2 separate regions of the Mus musculus genome follow, and region 2 is linked to region 1. Evidence: chromatin loops called from intact Hi-C (ENCODE). Cell type or tissue: gastrocnemius. All regions are shown on one strand. Links, peaks and the distances in the headings refer to the core of each region. The heading gives the core; the rest is flanking DNA. Region 1 has its middle 73 kb from the start of Zcchc2. Region 2 has its middle 22 kb from the start of Vps4b.

Region 1 (11,425 bases), core at 1,504-9,503:
AAGAAAGCAGGCTGAGCAAACCACAGGGAACAAGCCAGTGAGCAGCACCCTCTGCATCCGCTCCTGTCTCCAGGACCCTGCCCTACTTGAGTTTCTGCCCTGATTCCCTTTAGCAATAGACTAGGGATAGTAAAGGGGAAGTCAAATAAACCCTTTCCTCTCCAGAAGCCAAACGAGCCCTTTTGATCATGGTGTTTCTTCTCAGCAATAGTTACCCTAAGACAGAGGGTAACACACTCACCACATACCATTCACACTCTTCTTTACAGTAATTACCTATGAAGCTGGAGACAAAAGAAAGTATGTATCGGGCTGAAAGAAAGTGGCTACTTACATGTTCATAGCCATACTAAAAGTAGGTTTGTCTCTTAGACATGTGTATAGGGTATGATGCACAGGTAGAAGTCAGAGGACAACTAGCAGGGGCTAGTTTTCATCTTCCATCATGTAGGCTCAAACTCAGGTTGCCCTTACCCACTGAACCACAGTGCTAGCCCAGAAGCACAGATTTAAATACAAATGTAAAACAGTTCTTTAAGGACTGGGGCTAGTTTAGAGGTAAAATACATACTTAGCACGCATGGGCTCAAACTCCAGTGTACACACACACACACACACCACATACCATACACACTCTTCTTTACAGTAATTACCTATGAAACTGGAGACAAAAGAAAGTATGTATCGGGCTGAAAGAAAGTGGCTACTTACATGTTCATAGCCATACTAAAAATAGGTTTGTCTCTTAGAAAAGGAATCCTTTGAGCAAGCAGTTTTACATTGGGAGACTAAATCTCAAAACAAAGAGGCAGACAACCTCGTTCCCCAGGTCTGTGTCTGTTTCCAGGTGTCCCAAGGGTTTCTCTCAATGTTGGTGTGGAGGAAGAAGAGAACTTGGGGTTCCACTGCTGAAAGAAAAGTACAAGGGTCTGACTCTCCCACAGAGCCCTCCTGGTGTTTTCAAGGTTAGAACTGGGCTTCCTGGCTGGGCGAGGACCCTGAAAGGTAGCCTGGTCCTCGGTTGAGCTAAAGGCTTTGAAGCCCTAGAGACCCTGAGGGGACAGTAGGAGCTTTGCCAGCTCCCAGCACCAGGCCCTTGTCATGTAGACACAATTTCCCATAGATTTGTGGCCATCAGCCACGTAAGGGCAATGCCTCAAGCCCTTCCACACACATATAGATGAGGCATCCCTAACACCTCAGACCAAGATGTAACCACAGGTCATGTAGGCTCAAGACAGAGGTCTCTATGCTAACGAGGTACCTAGAGGCCTGGAGGGTGTAGCCAATAAACTTCTATTCTGAGACATTCCTGCCTGCAAAAGATTATTTAATCTCAGGCCCACTTTGAGAAGTGGGGGTAAGGTTTTACACATATGCTTTCCACCATGGCAATAAATGGTTTGGAACCACAGACTGTCTCTTTTCATTGAGATCAGCTGTGGGGAGCCATAGAGAAGGCCTGCACCTATAGAGCTGCCATCTAGACTCCTGCAGAAGGCCTCTCTGTGCTCCCAGCCATGATCGCCACCAAGCCTGCCGCTGTCTGTCAAGCCAAGGATGCTCCCCATGAAACTAGCCAGAGCTCTCCCTTTTTCCTCCCCGGCCCCAGGCTAGATCCACCCCACAGGCTCCCACTCCATTCTCAGCTCTTTTGCAGCTCCCAGGGGGGCCTGGATGTCCAAGAGCCTGAGAACCAGATGGCCCCTGCCTCGTCACAGGCTGCTGGACCCTGGAACCAGCTCCGGGTGTCCTGCACCTCAGATTGTGCTTCACCACCTCCGAGTGGTGTCCTGGGGCTTCCCTATGGCCCAGTCATGCCCTGTGGCAGAGTGGATGCAGGACCCACAATCCTACAGTCATGGTGGTACATGCTTGTGAGCCTTTAGGAAGCTAAGGGAAGAATACTGATTCAAATCCACACCAGTTTATGCTGCATAGTGAGGCTCTTCTGGCCTGTATAGCTATGCCTTGTCTCAAAAACCAAACAAGCAAGCAAGCAAGCAAACAAACAAACAAACAATTTAGCTTAGGATGTGCTGCTGATGCTGTTGACAAGAAACACTCTGAACAGGAAAGAAGGTGGAGGACAGGGGAGGAGAACCAGAGTTACAGCCTATAGCTAGGGTAGGAACATGGAACCAGGGCAGCTATAGCTCCGGTCAGCTGGCAGAGAGTCACGTTTCCTATGAGTATAAACATGAATAGCCATGACAAAGCAGGCAGTCATTTCTCACTTTGGTGATGAAATGAAAGCCTAGCCTCGGGAATAAAGGGACCATAGGGGTTGTTGTCTGCAGCATGCTAGGACAGGAGTCACACAGATCACGTGCTTACGGCAGTGGTTGCCTATGCAATTCAGAATGGCAAAGACAGCAGGAAAATTTCAAAATCTCAGAAAGGGTCTGACTTGGGCAATTGGGCTTTCTGGCAAACACTCTATTTTTCTCTTTTTTGTGTGCTCATGTGTACATGTGCATGTGCGTGTGCGTGTGTGTGCATATGTGTGTGTGTGTGTGTGTGTGTACATGTGTATGCATGTATGTTTATGTGTGTTCGTGTGTGCATGTGTATGTGTGTATCTGCTCATGTGTGTGCATGTGTGTGCATGTGCATGCCCATGAATGTGTTTGTGTGTTTGTATGTTGTTGTTCATGTGTATGTGTGTAGTGTTCATAGGTGTATGTGCTCATGTGTGTGCCTGTGTGTGTGTGTACTTGTTTGTATTTTATACATGTGGGGGACAGAGGTTAGTATAGGGTGTCTTCTATCACTCTCCGCTGGATCTTTTGAGGCAAAGTCTCTCATTGAATCTGGAGCTCAGTGGCTCAGCTGGACTGGCAGTACATGCCTGTCCCTGTCTTCCCAGCCCTGGGTTACAAACACATGTGTGTTGCTTTTTATGTGGCTAGGGATCCAAACTCAAGCACTTCTCCCACTGAGCCATCTCCTAGCCCATCTGTCTTTCTCTTTCTGGTTTTCTTTCCCATGTTCGTGGCTTCCACTTCTCTGTTACCTCATGTTTGAGCACCTCTCCTGTCTTTCTTTTTCCTCCTCACATCTCTGTTCTGTCTCCTTCCTGTTTTTCAGTGCAGTTTTTCCTGGTTATAAATATACAGTTATGGTTCTTGGAGCCTAATGATGTTCCGGCAAAAACACAAACCAGAAACAGAGAAACCGACCACAGCCCAAACCCCACCCTGGCTCTCAGACCCCACAGCTGCACTCTCAGGCTGCTGCCGCCCAACAGCTGCTTCCGATCTCTCTCGGTTCACACTTCTCCAGACGACATCTCCTAATATCAAAGACACTGCCAGCTGTCAAAATAAGCTCTCATCTTTTCATATATGAGACAATTACTGCTGAAAACCGATTATGCAAACATAAACAAGCCAAGGGAAGGAAGGGAGATTGCTGGGCTGCCCACCCCTCCCAGTCCATCCTCTCTACTGAAGCCAGGACTAAAATGACCTCTTTAGAGTCTTTAGAGCAGCAACTGGGAAGCACACCCTTCTAGACAAACTCCCAGCAAAGGAAAACAGAAAAGGGGATAAAGGAGTTTGATCTCTGGGCAAAGTGTTTAAGACAAAAGATTGACAGGACCTAAAAATTATTCTTCTCTCTTCCTCCTTCCTCCTCCCCTTCCTCCCTCCCCCTCCTCCCTCCCTCCTTCTCTCCATCATAACAATACATAATAAGCATAGAAAAAAAAAAGCAAAGTGAATTTCTAACAAGATCAGGATGAAACAGCCAGGGGCCCCAGGAAGATTAAGTACGGTGACCTTCTTGGGCATTTACAAGAGTCCTACTCACACACACACACACACACACACACACACACACACGCACATGCACATTAGACTTGAGCTGGACCTCAAACTAGAGTTTCTGTTAATCATCCTAAATAAACCAGTTAAATTTGTTCTGCCTTTGTATGCCTAGTTATTAGGTGAGGATCCTAAAATTGACTGGAAGTTTGTTTTGAGGATCATGGTTAGGAAGCAGGGTGAAGCCTGAGAGAGCCCTCAGTTGAAGGTGTGTTATCAAGTGTAAGAGTCGGTCCTTTCCAAATTGCTGAAGTGCTCGGATTTATTTTTAAATGTCATCAAATTTCCTATAACACAAAGACAGTCTATAGTGTGTGAAGATTCTGTCCCACTCAAATGGCTGTGCTTAAACCTGCTAGCCCACAGTCAAGCATCAGTAGCAATATCAGATCAAAGGAGGAAAAGCCCACAGCTGGCAGGCTCTCAAGGCTGCCCTACCAACAGGAAGGCCAGCCTGTATTGCTGGCAGTTAAGACCTGGGACTTGGATCTTTGGAGCCCAGTTGTTAATCATAAGAGCTGATATTTTGAAAGAGTGTGTCAACCTAGATGCACAGGGAAGCCAAAGCATTCAGCCAGCATACAGGGAGGTGGGAAGTGATGGGCGGTCCGCAGAGATACTGTCCAGGCTATATCATCATTAAAGTTGACAGCCTAACAAAAAGGCTCTGTCACAATAATCAGAGGTTGCAGGGACAATTGATCCTTCAATTAATGATGAACCTGAACAGGTCTGGAAAGCCAGTTTGTTCTCCTTGTGAGCTGACATGTGCCACAACTTGACAGACAGTGGAAGCTCCAGAAATCACACTGAGGTCACACGAGGACTTTCAAATTCTACCGTTGCCTACAGGCAGGAAGTGTAATAATGGTGGCGGTGCATATGGGAGTCTAGGGTGGGGTTTAGAACTAGTTGGTGACAAGCCAATGACAGAAATAGCATTATTCCTGCCATCATTGGAATGTCCAGGGTAAATGGAGGAGGAGTCTTTCCTGCTCAGGCAGAGATCTGGTTCTTGCTTTACAGTTGTAGAGAATCAGATAACAACTACTTAGTGTCTGATTGTAGAATGGAGAAAAATATAGAAGGGATCTTACCATGTGGGCAGAAAGATTTTATAAAAGATTTTGAGCAAGTGGTGTGCACAGTGTTACTTTCTACTGTGTCTGGACAAGAACTAAAGGGACCTTTGAACAAAGCCTCCCAGCCTCGTGTTTCCACCTCAGGTGGGAGCATATTTAAAAGTGTGTGCTAGGGGACATGCCCACAGAGTGTCTCAGGTCCATGTGTTTGCTGAGCGAGCAAGCTGTCTCCACATTTAGCCTCAGCACCTCATCCATGAAACATCCTCCTGACAGCTGATTAGAACAGTTGGCTGGAACAGTAGTGACCTGCTCCAGACAGCAGACAAGATGGTCCCCGGGATGTGCTGAATTGTAATATTAGCCCCACCTACCCCATGTTGAAAGTGTAATCCATACATTCTGTAAGACTTATCTAAAAATAGGAAACATTCCCTTACGGATTCCAAAGGCACTCTGCTCCAGGTGACCCTTCATCTGGGACCTCCAGCTTCCAAAACTAGGGGACTTGACTCTCTTGTTTTCAGCCACTGAGCCTGTAGCAATTTGTTCTGGCAGTCCTGAGCGATTTGTTCAGTCACCCAGAGAAAGGGAGCTGATTCCAGAAGCTGAGTTAGAATTGTTAGGAGTTAAATTGTATCCCTCCAAGTTTCTATGTAGAAGTGATAACCCCCAGGACCTCAAATGTAGACATATTTGGAAATAGCTATTACAGATGAAATATGAATGCAATCCTAATTTTTTTTAAAGGAATATAGCCAAGCACAGTGAAAGGAGCAGGCAAGTCTGTGGTGTGCCTGTCTGGATGCAGCAGGGCTCTCAGCTGGGCAGAGAAAGAGGTCCTTCTTGATTGCTCTGGAAAAGTGGCTGCCAAGCAGGCTGCTGAGTCCTTGGCACAACCTGACAGTGTGCAGAGCCCTCAGCATGACCTGACAGTGTGCTGTTCCTGAAGGGGTCCTTAAAACGCACCCCCAACCCCTTTTTTTTTTTTTTTTTTTTTTTTTTTTTGAGACAGGGTTTCTCTGTATAGCCCTGGCTGTCCTGGAACTCACTCTGTAGATCAGGTTGGCCTTGAACTCTGCCTCCCAAGTGCCGGGATTAAAGGCGTGTGCCACCAATGCCCGGCCTGCACCTCCCTTCTGAAGTAAGTTAATATACCCACTCTGAGCCCACTCTGAGCCGAAGATGCCGTTCAGTTGATATCATGCTTGCCCGGCACACACAAAGCCCTGAGATCAATGCAGTTAAGTAAATACTGCACAGACTAGAAGTGTGGCCTGCACTATGGCAAGAAGGGCAAGAGGGGTAAAGTCATCCTTGACTACAGTGTTAGCGGGACCAGCCTGGGATGTAGGAGACCGCCAAAAGATGCTGATTTTGAAAGGGGTGTAACTAGAGTAAATAATTCTGACTAAATTGGTATAGAAAATTATGATATTCTATGTGAGAACAGGCAGTCTAATATTCCAGCCACTGCCCAGGAATTGGCCTTCTGTTGTGCTTATAACAGAAGAGTCATGGGTTCGTAGCATATTGGTCCAGGACACACTGCTGACTGCACAAGGAGTGATTGGTCACTCCCTAGTCTTCTTACTACCAGAAAGATTAGGAAAGTGTCTACTGTGGCTTCTATATAGGGACCTTCTAAGTTTCAGAGCTGAAAGGGGGAGGCCGAAGGGAAAGGAAGAAGGGCAACAGAGAAGAACAGAGCTGGAACCGAAGCCTGGACCTCAGTGGCATTAAATTAAAACACAGTGGCAGGCTCCTGTGAGCAGAGAAAGGGCATTTCTGCTGGGCCACAGTCAAGGCTCTGCTTCCCCCAAGGGATGTTTGCTACCAGACTTTGCAGAGATCCCTGCAACCTTCTAGAACTGCTCACGATCCCTGTGGGCAACCCCTCTGTGCAGCAAGCCCAGGACCAGAGTGCTTTAGAGGACGGTCATAGAGTTTACAGCAGATGCTAGTCTGGAAGGGAGGCCTCCAGGGGCCTCAGGTCTCTGTTTTTTTTAAGTTGTTTGAAAGGGTAGGTATTAGGGTGACATGAAGAGATCTGAGTTTCCCAGGAGTTCAGGTTGTGCGGTCTGGGGTTTTGACACAGAGCAGAGGTTCTAAATGATAACTATTCTTGTTAGTTGCTCCAGAATCTACAGAGGAGGCTGAAAACCTTGAGAATGAGAAAGAACAAGAGGAAAGTAAGATGGAGTCACTGATGACAACTGCCTGTTGCCATAGTGACAGATAATTGTCCTTGGAGCTCTGGTTCACTTAGACTACTTCCTTTCTTCTCTGTTAACAGGCCTAAGCAAGCACTTGTATTTGGGGATGTTGGTTCCCATGGAGAGTAGAAAAGAGCTAAGGCATCCCTGCTAGGGCCGTTCTATATGAGTTGGGGCAGGGCAGAAACACCAGATCCATCTTGGATCAATCTTAGGACTTATGTTAGATGTCTACAGAAGAGAGCCTGTGGAGCTGCCCAGACAGGGCTCATTAGTAGGCAAGATGACCTATTTATGTGCAGGAAGCAATATGCACTTTGAGGAGCCCTAAGGAGGAACTGGTCAGCACACAGTCAGGCCATATCCTGGCTTCCAATTTGGTGCTCTTTCTATCCCCCCACCCTCCCCCAGTGGGAATTGACTGATGTGATTGGTCTTCTGTTGTTACCCTAGAGGAGTCTGTGGCCCTTAGGCAGTGATGAGAGTTCGCAGGTGTTGACACCAAAGGCCTAAAAGATACAAACCTTTTTATGAGGTAGGAAATCCTAGATAACACAGTTTTCTGTGATTACCCCTGGGGTAGACCATAGGCCTGCTGAGCTGTGGAGTCCTGATGGTCATAAAGGACAGAAGAAGAAAAAAAGAACAATGTATTTTGGTTGTCATGGCAATATTTGATCAGCTGTTACAAGAACAAGTCAAGTGGGATGAACCCATCTGTAAGCAGAAATAGAAAGAAAAGGCGGGAGGAAAGTCACAGCTGTGGCTTTAGCAAGCGTGGGAAAGTCCCCTGCTTCTGTATTTAAGATGCTAAGAAAGAAGATTGAAATGAGTTTTGATCGGACCCAGGCTTGTCAGTGGCAGGGACACTTACCCACCCCATGCAAGGCCCTGACCTCCACCCTAACTCTGAATATAAAAAGAAGGAAGGTTGGATATAAAAATAATGTTGAATGGCAAGGACTCAGAAGTTCAGGAAGGCATCTTAAGTGGGCACTGATGTTAAGCCTTGGCAGCAAGATCAGATGAGGAAAAGGGTTTCTGGACTGGCTTAGCTGGTAGAGTTCTTGCTTAGCATGCTTGGAACCCGAGATTAGACCCTCAGCACTACAACTACCTGGCATAGGCCTGTAACCACAGCACCAATTAGTAGGATCAGGAGTTTACTCAACCACAGAGGGGTTTGAGGCCAGTGTGGTATACAGGATCTTTCAAAATAAACAACCTAGCTGGGCATTGTGGTGCACATCTTTAGTTCTAGCACTTGGAAGGCAGAGGCAAGTATGCTGGCATCAGGACCTCCCAAATCTATGACATTACATAGGCAACAGCACGACCTGAGACCTGCAGACCAGTCTCAAGAGCAATAGGCACCATATTCCCAACATCCACTTGGCTCATCTCCCACCTTTACCTGTGTTATATCATTCTCCATATAAATAAGGAGATCACCCCTCCCTCTCTCTCTCTCTCTCTCTCTCTCTCTTCCCCTCTTCTCTTTCTGCCACTACCTTGTCTCTCCCTTCCAATAAAACCTCTTCCACGTGGAACTGTCTTGGCCTAGTGTGCTGTTGAGACTCGACCCACCATTCTAACACATCAAGGCAGATCTCTGACTTCAAGACCAGACTGGTCTACAGAGCAAGCTCCAGGACACCCAGGGCTACACAGAGAAACCCTGTCTCTAAAACCAAACAAAATCAACCAACAATCAAAAACCAAGAGAGAGAGAGAGAGAGAGACAAAGACAGAGAGAGACAGAGACAGATAGACAGAGACAGAGACAGAGACAGAGAGACAGAGAAAAGCAAAGAAACAACCATTCTCCAGCAGCTATTTCCTATAGCCCAAGGTATCACTACAGAGAGAGCAGACTTTTCAAGAGAAAAGGTAAAGCAGTATAGAATCTACATGTAGAAAAGATTGTTTTTTTAATTCATATTTATGTGTTTGAGAGTGTGTCTGAGTGCCTGTGGATGCCAGAAGAGGTCATCTGACCCTTGGAGCTGGAATTACTGGAGATTGTGAGCCACCTACTGTAGGCTCTGGGAATCAAACTTGGATCCTCTAGAACAGCAAGCACTCTGAACTACTGAGCCATCTTTCCGCCTTCTAGGATTCCTGACCAGAAACAAACACATAAGAAACTTATTAGATTTCTGCAACAATTATTGTTAGAGAAATCAGGAAGTTAACCTCATCTTTCTCAAATTTTTGATTGAGGCAGACTTAGCATGAAGCTTTGGATACACTATCCAGGAAAGAAGTTCACAAACCTAGAATGTGCTAAGGAGAAACCCATCCCCAGGGAAGACTTGCAGACTTCCAAGGGCTCACAGAAAACAGATGCGGGGGCCTGAGGCAGACAGGTCACAGAGGGCTGTGGCTTTGCGACTGTACTGGCAGGATGAGATTGTTCTAGAGACAACTGTGTCATGGTCCCTTAACTGAAACATTGGAATCCAAGGAGCTTGAATTTCACCAAGTCCACTATGGGGGATTGGGGGAAAGAAGGGAAAGGCAGATGCCTGTTACCAACCGGAAGAGGAACTTACCCCCCCCCCCCCCAACACACACCCCAGGAAGAGATTCTGCAGTGTTTTGATAATGTATTAGACTACCTTGTAGGGCAGACTAGCCCAGAGATGGTGAGCCAATGACAGACAGGGCTGCCTAGCCCAGCACTGCTTAGCATTTGGCTGTATTTAAAAGAAAGCTCCACTCTCTCTGTTACCCTAGGTTCAGGATCCTCTTTAGTGCTAAGTCAGAACACCAGCTGCAGCTTCTTCTCTGCCCTGTCCATGTCTCCTGTGGATCCCAGAGACTACAACCCTCTCCCCCACTTCCCCCACCTTCCCTCCTGTCTCATTGCTGTGTCCCAGCCCCCAACTCAGGAGAACACCCCCTGCTCAACCACAGGCCATGCCTGCCAGAAGACCAGGTAGGCTGCCCTTGTCCATGCCTCCTGTGGATCCCTCAGGATCAATGAGACAGAGGTGGGTTTTTGAGAAAATCAACAAGCTAGACAAACCCTTATCCAAACTAACCAGAAGACAGAGAGAGAATATCCAAATTAGTAAAATCAGAAATGAAAAGGGCAACATAACAACAGATACTGAGGAAACTGAGAGACTCATGAGGACATATCTTTAAAACCTGTACTCCATAAAATTGGAAAATCTAAAAGAAATGGATAATTTTTCTCACTAGGTACCACTTACCAAAGTTAAATCAAGATCACATAAACAAATTAAACAGACCTGTAACCCCTAGTGAAATAGAAGTAGTCACTAAAAGTTTCCCAACCAAAAAATGCCCAAGGTTAAATACTTTTACTGCAGAATTTGGCCAGACATTCAAAGAAGAGTTAACACCAATACTCTTCAGAGTATTCCACGAAATAGAAACAGAAGGTGAGAGGAATGTGACAGTCTGACTTCATGACAGGATTCAAATTGGCAGTTAGGGAGACTAGGCCTAAGTCCAGGCATGCCCAGGCAAGTCAATTACTAATAGAAAAAAAAACCCCGGGCTCCAGCCTTCACACCTCAACAATGGCTCTAGAATGCCTGGAGATAGAGTAAGATAAAGCCCATCTACCCTGGAATTCCAAAGTGCTTTAAAACAGGCGTGCTAGCTCCCTTTGGTTGTCTCTCTGTTTTGTCATGAGGAACGCCAGTATGCTGGACTTCTGCAGAATGAAACGCTCCTGGCCTTTGCATACTATTTGAGTTTCAGGTATCATTCTTTGGTGAACAATGGACCCTTACAAGGGAACACTGCCAACCTCATTCTATGAGCCCACAGTCACCTTGACACCCAAACCACACAGAGACTGAACAAAGAAAGAGAATTTCAGACCAATTTTCCTTTTCAACATAGATGTAAACTACTCAATAAAATACTCATAAAACCAAATCCAAGAGCACATCAAAAAGAACATCTACCACGAACAGGTAGGCTTCATTCCAGAGATGCAGGGATGACACAGTACAAAAATCAGTAAATGTAACCCATCATTAAATAAGCTGAAGAGAAAAAAAAAAAAAAAAACATGATCATCTCATTAGATGCTGAAAAAGCATTTGACAAAATCTAACACCCTTTCAGGATAGAAGTACTGGAGAGATTAGGAATACAAGGCACATACCTAAAAACACAATAAAGGCAATTTACAGCAAGCCTATAGCCAACATGAAATTAAGTGGAGAGAAACTCAAAGCAGTTCCACTAAAATCAGGAACAAGACAAGGCTGTCTGCTTTCTCCCCATTTATTCAGTATAATTCTTGAAGTTTTAG
Region 2 (11,425 bases), core at 1,523-9,522, 760 kb before region 1:
AACCAGTGAGGTTAAGAACAGATAATCTTCGAAAAGCCAAAAAGTATCTTAAAAAAGAATAGAGGTGAAATGGGGCACAGAAATCATCACACAGATGTTCTCCTCCACCAAGCTGGGACCAACCTGATCATAAAACTCATCACAGACTATGCCGGGGCCTAGCAAACACAGAAGTGGATGCTCACAGTCAGCTATTGGATGGATCACAGGGCCCCCAATGGAGGAGCTAGAGAAAGTACTCAAGGAGCTAAAGGGATCTGCAACCCTATAGGTGGAACAACATTATGAACTAACCAGTACCCCTGAGCTCTTGACTCTAGCTGCATATGTATCAAAAGATGGCCTAGTCGGCCATCACTGCAAAGAGAGGCCCATTGGACTTGCAAACTTTATATGCCCCAGTACAGGGGAACGCCAGGGCCAAAAAGGGGGAGTGGGTGGGTAGGGGATTGGGGCGGGTGGGTATGGGGGACCTTTGGGATAGCATTGAAAATGTAAACGAGGAAAATACCTAATAATAAAAAATAAAAATAAAAAATAAAACTCATCACAATAATAGGTCATTAGCCACTTTTTCAAAGAGGGTGTGCATCCCGCACCATCACCCTCGATCACACGTCACAGCACTCATTATCAGAAATCACAGACTGCCATCTTCCAGATCCAAGCAGAAAGACTTCACAGCTTGTTTTTCACTGGTCTGGTTCTGGTCCTGCCTATCAGTCAGTTACTATTGTCGAGTATATCATCAATAGAGTACATAGTGAAGCTCCTTGAATTCACAGTTCCCTGCAGATAAATGAACTCTCAAATGCCCTTTCAGAAACATTAGGGCAGCAACTCTCACTGTACAGTTGAAGCCACAATCACATAATTTTTTTAAGGCTTATTTTTATTTTAAGTACATTGTAGCTCTCTTCAAACACACCAGAAAAGGGCATCAGATCTCATTACGGGTGATCGTGAGCCAACATGTGGTTGCTGGGATTTGAACTCAGGACCTTGGGAAGAGCAGTCAGTGCTCTTAACCGCTGAGTCATCTCTCCAGCACTCCATAATCACATTATTAATAGGCCACAGGTCTTCATTGATTTCAACATAGCTGTCTTAGTTAGGCTGCCCATTGCTGTGAACAGACACCATGACCAAGGCAACTCTTATAAAGGAAAACATTTCATTGGGGATAGCTTATAGGTTCAGAGGTTCAGTCCATTATCATCAAGGCAAAATCATGGGAGCATCCAGGCAGGCATGGCAGTGGAAAAGGAGCTAAGAGTTCTACATCTAGAAGACTGTCAGCTAGGAGGATCTCAAAGCCTACCCTGATAATGACACTACCTCCAACAAGACCATACCTCCCAACAGTGCCACTTCCTATGAGCCAAGCCTTTTCAAACCACTGTAGTCACTATTTTGAAATTTATTTTCACACATCCATAGTACTGATTTATATTTGCTTAGAATAGAAAATATGGTCTGGAGAGAGGACTTCAGGGCCAGGAGTGATTACTGCTCTCCTAGACAACCTCAGTTTGGTTACCAGCACCCACAGTAAGAAGCATCCAATCACCTGTAACTCCAGCTCCAAGGGATCTGACACAGTCTTCTGGCTGCCATGAACACCTACAGTGTACATACCTACACACAAACACAAACATATACACATAAATAAAAATAAATCTTTTTAAAAGGGAGTTCAAATCATTTTTTATTTATATGTATTTTAATATGGGGGTAAGAAAATATGTCTTCTCATTTAGTTGATGAATAATCATAGGAATTTTAGTTTGCTATATATAATCATTTTTAAATATCATTGAAATATTCCATAATTTAGAATTTTTACATTACCAAAAGGTGTTTTTTCCTAATAAATACCAGTGAGGGTTTGCACCTCTTTTTCTAGGCTGTCGTTCCTCTTTACCCAGTCAAACCTAGCCCCATAAATATCTAAGAAGTTCATTGATTTCCTCACCAGACAAGACATTTGGCTGCGTAATGCAAATGGAATTGGACAGGTTCTCTGCCCAGGGACTGGGCATAGTTCCAAGTAGAGTTTGTTTCCAAAATGGCAACCCTAACAGGCCCCTACATGAGCATCTCAGTAGGCCAGTCTCCAAGAATGAATGCCTCTCTGTTACACAGCGCCCACACTCTATCTTTGGTAAATCTTGAGAGACTCATACTTTGGGGAAAAAAAGGGGAAGAATTATGGGACACTTAAAAATAGTTGATATTTCAGGTCCTTGGCCACTCTAAGTTACTGAATCCTAACCCTGAGGAATAAATTGTGAATACTTGAATCTGTCATCATGGCATGGGCCTTACCTCAGGGATACATTTTATGTTGCAATAAGAGAGAAAAAGCACATAAGCACACATTTTTAGAGATCCATTTACATCTCACAGAACTAAAGCAGAACAACGTAATTCCCAGGAGACTCTTTTAAACTTCCTCTCGGTGATGGCTCCCTAGCTGTTTATTGCCAATGAGTGACATAATTGCTATCTCATTCTGACAGCACTTTCAGAGAAATTACTCAGGTTGGCCCAACAGACAATCAAGACTGGGAACTGGGGGAGAGTGAAGTTCCTGTAAGGTACTGTGTGTTTTTATTGTATTGTCGAGTGTCTAGGCATTTATTCAAAGTTGAAAGAACATTTACTACTCAATAATGAAAGCAAATAATTGTAACCACGCAGGTTTTCAACCTCAATTCCCTTAATTGAATACATGGGAAAAAAAAGAATAGAAATCATTTTAGGCTTGCAATACAAACCATCCACAGGACAGAAGGTAAGTCTTGTTTTGCCCTGAATCCTCCATCTCCCAGCTGGGTTCAGCTCCTGTGCCTTCCAGTTCTGCCTCCCAAGCATTCTAGATGCAATACCCTGGCCCTGACCGTTCCTCTCCCCCATGCTCCCGTCTTCATTCTGAGCAGCTCTAGCTCTCTGTGAACACTCAGAATGGACTGTCTGTATGTGTGTGTAAAACAATAATTGAGGAAGAGGTCATGAACTTTAAAGGGGGTGGGGAATAGAAGAGAGAAGGGAGGTGTGGAAATTATATAAATATGGCATTCTTGTATGAAATTCTAAAAAAATAAATAAAATAAAAGTTACCCTCGTAAGTGTGGAGCGATGGTAACCTGGCATGAAAGTCTATGATGAAATTTGGTAGAGTAGCTTTACTGGCTATTGGCATTCTGTGGCTTGCTTGAAAAGGCACCTACAAACTCCCTAATGTATAATTCCTTTAACTCCTTGCCTATCTCACCTAATTTATAGTTCTTTTAGCACTCATCAGTCCAGTCATAAACCAAGAAAGCAGATGGTTGCAGTTTATCATAGGAGAGTAGTAGGACCAGAAGATGCATGCATTTGTGTAAGCACATGGAAGGAGCAGGCCTGCGGGACAGGAGGAAGGGTGAGAACGTGGAAGAGGCAGGCTGGGAAGGAAAATAGCCAAATCCTTCCCATCCAGAATGAACAGTGAGTAGCTCAGCAGTTCTCAACCTTGCTCATGCTGTGACCTGTAATATAGTTCCTCATATTGTGGTAACCCCCAACCATAAAATTATTTTTGTAGCTACTTCATAACTGCAATTCTGCTACTGTTATGAATTCTAATGTAAATATCTGATATGCGGATATTACTACCCACAGGTTGAGGACTGCTGAAGTAAGTGATGGCTGGAATTTAATTACCCACAGGCAGAAACAGAGCATGTCATTTGGACACATGAAAGTTCTATGGCAACTGGTCAAATGTGATGAAAGACACTCAGAGAAGAGGAGAGGTAGAGAGAAGGAAGCCACACAACTCAGGCGACCCTGAGAAGACTAGGAAAAGCCAAAAGCAATTACCTAAAAGCTTTACTTTGAAGGTGGCAAGGCTGAAGAGATGGCTCAACATTTAAGAGTGTGTGCTTCTCTAACAGAAGACCCAAGTTTCAGCATCTCCATGGGTTGAGGGATGTCATGAAGGGAGGAGTAGGGTAGGGGAAGGGAGAGTGTGAGCAGTTTACCTATAACACCAGCTCAACTCCAGAAGGAGCCTCGGGTCTCTGTGCCCACACATTATAAGTCAAATAAGTCTTCGGAAGTGGTACGATATTCATTCTATGTGGATGGCATACTGTTAAAAAAGAAGCCCTTTTACAGGTGGATGCGTGCAACTACTTTTCCAAATATGACAAGAGCATATTGAACAACCATAGCTGGAAGTCTCCTGCATGTGTAACTTCCAACTTAGTTAAAGTCTACGTCCGGGTTAGTAGACAAAAATAATTCCTACAGTTTCTTTTAATTAGACTCAACAAAAGGCCTTGAGAGAAAAAGATCTTCAAGATCAATAAGAAACATAACTAGCTTCATTATATTTATTTTAATCCACTATATACTTTATTTCATTTATGCAAAGGCTGTGGCTGCTGGCTGCAACCATGGGGAGGCTTTGGAAAGAGAAATGTAGGCCCATCCAGCAGACAGGTACCTGATTCCCAAAGCCATGGTTTTACTCGTGATCACATGCTTCAGTTTCCACAAATGCAATGACTGGCCCAGAACGTGAATGTCTGGGATGTAGCTCAGCAACAGAGCTCCTCTGCAGAATGCAGGAGGCACTGTGTAGTAGTCCAAGCATCATAAAAACAAGAGAAAACAGAAGCTTGACTGCTTAAGACTCTGAGTAGGTAACGTCACACACCTTCCAGATCCATGATTGAACTCTCGCTCCACCAACAATGATACATCAAACTTTAGGTTCTCGGAAGCCAGTGTATCAATGGATGGTGGGCCATTTCTAGCTTGACTTTGGACCAATGTGAAATGTGGATGGTAAGTTGTAAACCTATGAATGGGGTATGCCTTGCACCCTGCCCTTGCTATGCTAAGTTCTACACTGTCCAATATGGTGGCTGCTAGCCCCAGGGACTACTGACCACCTGGATGTGGCTAGTCTTCACTGAGATGGGCCATGTGGAGAAGTCTCTACAGCCTAAGAGTGTAAATAACTTCTCTCTTCTTATTGTGACACAATGTTGGGACGATAATGCTCTGGTAACATTAGGTGAAATTGGGTGAATATCATTGGAATTAGTTTGTCTCACTTGGTTTGTTCTTTTGGCAGTGCTGGGATGCAACCAAGAGCCTTACAAATGCTCTGCAAAAGTCCTACCTCTGAGCTACACTACCAGCTGCTTGGTTTTACTTTTTAAAAATATGTGGTCTTTCCAGGCATGGTGGCTCATGCCTTTAATCCCAGCACTCGGGAGGCAGAGACAGGCGGATTTCTGAGTTCGAGGCCAGCCTGGTCTACAAAGTGAGTTCCAGGACAGCCAGGGCTGTACAGAAAAACCCTGTCTCGAAAAATCAAAAAAAAAAATAAATAAATAATAAAAAATATGTGGCCTTTAGAAAATTTTTAGTTTTAAATTATGCTCATTGTTCATGCTTTTGTCTATGGAACAATGTTGCTCAGTTTCTAATACCACCCAAAGTGCTATGGGCAAGACTTCCCAGCTTGTTTTCCACCTTGAATTTCTGCCCTGCTATTACTAACTCTGACAATTTTTTTATTTTTCTTTCCCTTTTGGTTTTTTGAGATAGTGTTCCTCTGTGTGGCTCTGGGTGTCCTAGACCTTATTTTGCAGATCAGGCTGGACTCAAACTTGGAGATCCACCTGCCTCTACATGCTAAATGATGGCGTTAAAGGCATATTCCACTATACCTCGACAATTTTCAAGGAACCACAACTTAATAGAAAGTTGTAGTTTTGGGGCTGGTGAGATGGCTCAGCGGTTAAGAGCACTGACTGCTCTTCCAAAGGTCCTGAGTTCAAATCCCAGCAACCACATGGTGGCTCACAACCATCCATAACAAAAATCTGATGCCCTCTTCTGGAGTATCTGAAGACAGCTAGAGTGTATACACATATAATAAATAAATAATCTTTAAAAAAAAAAAAGAAAGAAAGAAAATAAAGTTGTAGTTTCTAAATGTCGCCAGTAGATGTCACGAGTACCACACTTGTCTGAAACTGAAAGCAGCCAATTGGCACTGTTTGGACTATGAATTCTGTTTTGAACCAATTTGAGATTGTTCATTGACAGATAAGTGAGCGAAACTGAGAAAATGAAGGTAGTTCGTGGTGAATGAGAGAATGCATTTCTCTAAAGCTTATAGATGAACCCAATGTTGGGAAACTTTTCATAAGCTTGTAAGTCATGAGAGTGAAAATCAATATTTAAGAGATTTTACTTTTTTCTGTAATATTTTTTGAACAATAATTTTTAAAAATAATTTGGGCGCCTCCTTCTGATCTGCAGACACTAATGAATAAAATTACAAATTTTCCTGTTGCTATTATTTATAAAGGAGCTTCACCCTGTCATTTGTATAAAATATTTATAACAAGGGAAGACTTGGTAGTCAATATTTAATGCCCTAATATAGTTAATGGTCTCAATAGCAGTTACTGTTATGAAGTTAATTGTTCCCAGATTCTGGTTCTTTTGGGAACCGTCTTGAAATATTTAGGTCATAGATTTGTTTCCTTTGATAACTTGTTATTACTTAGAGTTCTTGCCCTGCTGTTCTTATAACAAACTGGGGGGACTTGGCACAGAGACTCCCTCATGGGGTATGGTGGTGAGAGAGTCAGATATATCAGGGGTTGTGGGTGGGCATCGGGATAGAGAAGAGGTTATGTGCCCTCAGAGAGTGTTTGGCCAAGTTGATGTCTTGACAGCAGACTTCCACCCTCCAGGGCTCTAAGAGAATGTCTCTTCCGTTTGCAGCAGTCCTGGGATACTGAACTGTTTGTCCCCTTGACTAAGGAAGGGAAGTTTAGAAAAGCAGAAATCAAGCATTCATGACACTTCTCTTTTAAGCATTAGTGCACTTGACCAAGTATCTATCTATCTATCTATCTATCTATCCATCTATCTATCAGTTCTTTTGAGTCTGCAGAGATGGCTCAGTGATTAAGAGCACCGGCTGCTCTTCCAGATAACCAGAGTTTAATTCTCAGCACCCACATATGGCTCACAGTCTTTAAGTCCAGCTTCAGGGATCTGCCACAGTCCTCGGCCATCTGTAGGCACTGCTTGCTTGTAATGCAGACATAACATGGAAGCAGAACACACACACACACACACAAAAGGAAAATAAAAGTTATTTTAAGTTATTTTCAACCAATCACAGACCTATTTCAAAATAACAGCGTTAGGAAACTTACAAAGCCACTACAACTTCATTTATCTCCACATGCACAAGTGAGTTCTTCTAGGATCGATAAAGCAACAGAGATGAGTACGGCCCCACCCTCTATGCCAGATGCAAGTCTGCATGGAGCGGACGGAGAGATGGGTCTCACACTCATGACAAGCTGCTCCCAGTGGCTTCTTGTACTCCTGCCTGCTGCGCACAGCAGCTTCTGCTATTGTGGAGGAAAACAGACCGAGCACGGACCTCTATTCTCACACTCACTGTCCAGCGCACCACTCTGGCTTTTCTTCTCCCTGTGAACCTTAGCAAGGGTGTTCCCAGCAGAGATGAACTTCTGAACTGAGTGAAGGGGGACAAAACAAAAGCAACACTAACATCCTTGAAAGGTCTTCAGGGAGAATCTGCACACGCCCTGCACCTGCACTCCGCGAGCTGAGTCCCTGAGCCCCAGGGCTCATGAGAGCCTCTGAAACTACAGATGCATCCCATCCCACCACACCCGGCTGTTGTTTAGCCTCTCGTGTCTATGTTTTCCTTACCACGCTACCTATCTCTAAAATGGCTTGGTATTTTAAATCGGTCCCTCAAAGCCAAACGTAATTACGGTACTCGAGACCATTGTGCATGGTGGAGATGTGTTTTGGCGTTTATGCTTGACTCCTGGGGAACAGAATAGGAATGAAAGTCTTGGTGATTTCGAAGTGAGACCCAAGGACAGTCTCACTTCAGTGCTTTCAAATTTACTCTTATCTTAAAACAAGATCAGTGATTCCTGCTTTATAAGGTTGCTGCAAAGATGAGAGGCAGTTGGTTGGGTTTGTGGCTGTAATGGATGCTCAGTGAATGGGGGTGGGGACGTTCCACCATTACTTTTACCTCTTTGAAACACTTAATAGCAAGAAATAGCATTTTGTTCCTAACAGAAAAATGAAAACAACTTTACAGCTATGGGCCTAGGGCAGTGATTCTCAACCTTCCTAATGTTGTGACCCTTTAATACCGTCCCTCTGGTTGTGGGGACCCCCACCCATCATATCATTTCATTAGTGCTTCGTAACTGTAATGTTCCTACTGCTACGGATCGTCATGTAAAATTCTGATATGCATGCTGCCTGCTATGAGAACCCCTGGGGGGTCGGGACCCACAGGCTGAGAACCAGCACATCAGTGTGTCTACCACAGCATAGAACCTTCTCTGATAGAGACTGTTGAGCATAAAAGTTTAGGGAGACTTACTCCTGGCCTCTGTTGGAAGAGCTTTGTACTGGCTAGTTTTGTGTCAACTTGACCCATCTGGAGTTATCACAGAGAAAGGAGCTTCAGTTGAGGAAATGCCTCCATGAGATACAACTGTAAGGCATTTTCTCAATTAGTGATCAAGGGGGAAAGGCCCCTGTGGGTGGGACCATCTCTGGGCTGGTAGTCTTGGGTCTATAAGAGAGCAGGCTGAGCAAGCCAGGGGAAGCAAGCCAGTAATGAACATCCCTCCATGGCCTCTGCATCAGCTCCTGCTTCCTGACCTGCTTGAGTTCCAGTCCTGACTTCCTTGGTGATGAACAGCAGTATGGAAGTGTAAGCCGAATAAACCCTTTCCTCCCCAACTTGCTTCTTGGTCATGATGTTTGTGCAGGAATAGAAACCCTGACTAAGACAAGCTTTATTTTACTCAGGTACATGGAACGATGCCTTTGTGGTGTATTGCAGTTAGACCTTGCAGTTATTTCCGACATGTAACACCCATGGGTCCCACGGGTCTTTAGGTCAGTTCCCACAGGCTCTGAGCTAGAGCTATGCTGCTGACTGAATGGGGCTTCTTCAGCTCAGGACTTTCTTCTGTCATAGTTTAGGTTCCTCTTTGTCATCGTGATCCCTGCAGAGCAGGGTCTTAATGCTCTGGGCTTCTGCATTTTTACCGCACTGTGGATTCTGTTGGATGTTTCCTCTTTCTTTTAGTAAAACAGAATAGCACGCATGTGTGTGCCATCTCTTGGTCTCCCAGTTAACAGCACAATTCTCTGAAAATTGTAAAGCTTCCATATTTTGCCAGCGGGGTTTGCTTCTGGGGCTGACTTCTAGCTAAGTGATTTACCCCTCATCAAGCACAGTTCACTCGCTGGTTTGGGAACTAGAATTTCCTGTTGACACTTGCAAGTGGGTGAACCTTTCTAAGAATCTTGTCTTATCACTTTCCCTAAAACCTCCATATCCACGCACTAGTCCTGTTCTCAGAGTTCGTAACCCATTCCTATTGAAAGAAGCCAGCATTGTGCAATAGTGTGTGACAAGAGTGAGCAGTGGTCCAGTGACTCGTGCAGGGATGGGCTGGCTACTCAGAGGAACCAAATCCTGAGCTGCCTTCTCAACAGGAGGGAAGATTCTGCTCTTGCTGAGGCCAAAAGAAAACTGAGTTTTCACATTGCAGCTGAGTTTCGAGGTGGTGTGTCCTTCCAAGCAGACCCCTTCTAATGCTCTAAGAAAGGCTTTGAGCTGTCTAACTGAAGTCTGGATTCAAACCTAGAACTTGAGAATTCTAAGCCTAGAGATAGCCATGTCCTCCACTCCACAGTGAGCAGGCATAGCATATAAAATCACATCACCATTATTTCTAAGATGTAATTGTATTATAATGCCCATGGGTTACATGATCTGTGTACAATGCCCCTCTTTTTTGTTTGAGAAATTTAGAAGGAGCTTGGAGGGTTACATGGCTCTCACGTAATAATCAACCCAGTATACATCTCTTGATTGACATGTTGGCTGCTTGGATCAATTACATGATACTTTACACTCTGTGGTCTTTGAAGAGATCTGGCTTATGAATAAGCTAATGTCTCCATGCCCCTCCAAAGTATATCTCTTGACCTAGATCTGCCATTTTGGGAGCTCTTATGATATCCATTTTCTAGTGTTTCTTACTTGTTCCTGGCACAGAAAAACTGCTTTGTGCTGGGGTAGTTCTTCCCTTAGTAGGGATAGTATACTTTCTCCTTTAAGAGGCAACTTGAACCTTTTGCTTCTAAAAAGCCCCACCATTTAAAAGATAGGCCCACAAACATGAGAACTGAGCACTGCTGTGCTTTTATGCCTTTGTGAATAATGTGGCCTGGCTGTGTGTTTAATAACTATGGATGCCTTGTCAGAGTAATATATAGAAAAAGTTTGTGGTTAACTCTAGAAGCCTGTGTGTGTGTGTGTGTGTGTGTGTGTGTGTGTGTGTGTCTTTGTGTATGTCTGTGTGTGTCTGTGTGTCTGTGTGTGTCTGTGTGTGTATGTGTGTCTGTGTGTGTGTGTGTGTGTGTCTGTGTGTGTGTGTCTGTCTGTGTGTGTATGTCTCTGTGTGTGTGTGAGTGTCTGTGTGTGTGTGTCTGTGTGTGTGTCTGTGTGTGTGTGTGTGTCTGTGTGTGTTACATGTGAATGAACAGGAGCATGGGATCATGATATAGAGACCAGAAGTCAATACCAGGTGACTTCTCTATTGTTTTCCATGTTTCTGAGAGTCTTTCTCTGAACCTGAAGCTTGCCAACTCAGCAAGAGTAGCTGACCAGGAAACTCAAGGGACCCTCCTGTCTGCATCCTCAGCACACAGAACCACACCTAGAGTTTTATGTCACCATTAGGGATCTAAATTCAAGTAAGCACATTATTGGCCAAGCCATCTCCCTGGCCCCCATGTAATTTTATAGACCTAAGTTTCTCTTTATAAAACCTATTGTAATGTTGCTTTTCTGACTCCTATCTGCTGTCATTTACAGGTCACTGGATGAGTCTTCTGTGATACTCTTTGTGCTAATGCTTTCCTGCTCTAGCTTAGGTAAGCTGTAACATCAAAGAGTACCAGGAGCAGGAGTGATTTCTTTCCTATGAAAAAACACAGCCACCTTGCAACTCTCAAATATATCATTGCCCAGGAATTACCCTTGGGGATAGTTTGCTTGGCATTAGATAGCTTATTTTCCCAGGATGACCTTAGGATATAATTTGGTAATGAGATCATTTGGCAACTTGCACTCTAATACAGTGAAATTAAATAATTGAATTGGCGGTAGTTTTTTTTTTTTTTTTTAATTTTTAACTTACTCTTAGTTCTCCAACGTGGACTTTGGCCAAGATTATGAATAAACATTTGGGCTTTCAGAACTTCCATTTTGTCATTGCAATTTGAATAATAGGAAAAGAAGGCTCTCCTTGGTAGC

What was found. Hi-C counts contacts between places; a loop is a spot of excess contacts. Peaks named below come from ENCODE experiments on the same cell type or tissue, not always from the same donor. Only the 100,000 strongest peaks of a DNase experiment are listed, where the experiment ranks them.
Region 2: it touches region 1 in a loop (2.2-fold over the local background); 4 of 42 quality-filtered maps call a loop at or near these places.

What each region holds. Positions count from the first base shown.
Region 1 is chr1:106,057,786-106,069,210 of GRCm38, reverse strand. No RefSeq gene overlaps it. Among named protein-coding and RNA genes, the nearest start is that of Zcchc2, 73 kb to the right of the region's middle. In gastrocnemius, for the core only: no CTCF peak of the experiment used is centred there; DNase peaks (open chromatin) are centred at 4,671, 5,164, 5,417, 5,777 and 2 more places; H3K27ac peaks cover 244 bases.
Region 2 is chr1:106,813,162-106,824,586 of GRCm38, reverse strand. No RefSeq gene overlaps it. Among named protein-coding and RNA genes, the nearest start is that of Vps4b, 22 kb to the right of the region's middle. In gastrocnemius, for the core only: a CTCF peak has its summit at 6,021 (motif pointing right); a DNase peak (open chromatin) is centred at 2,051.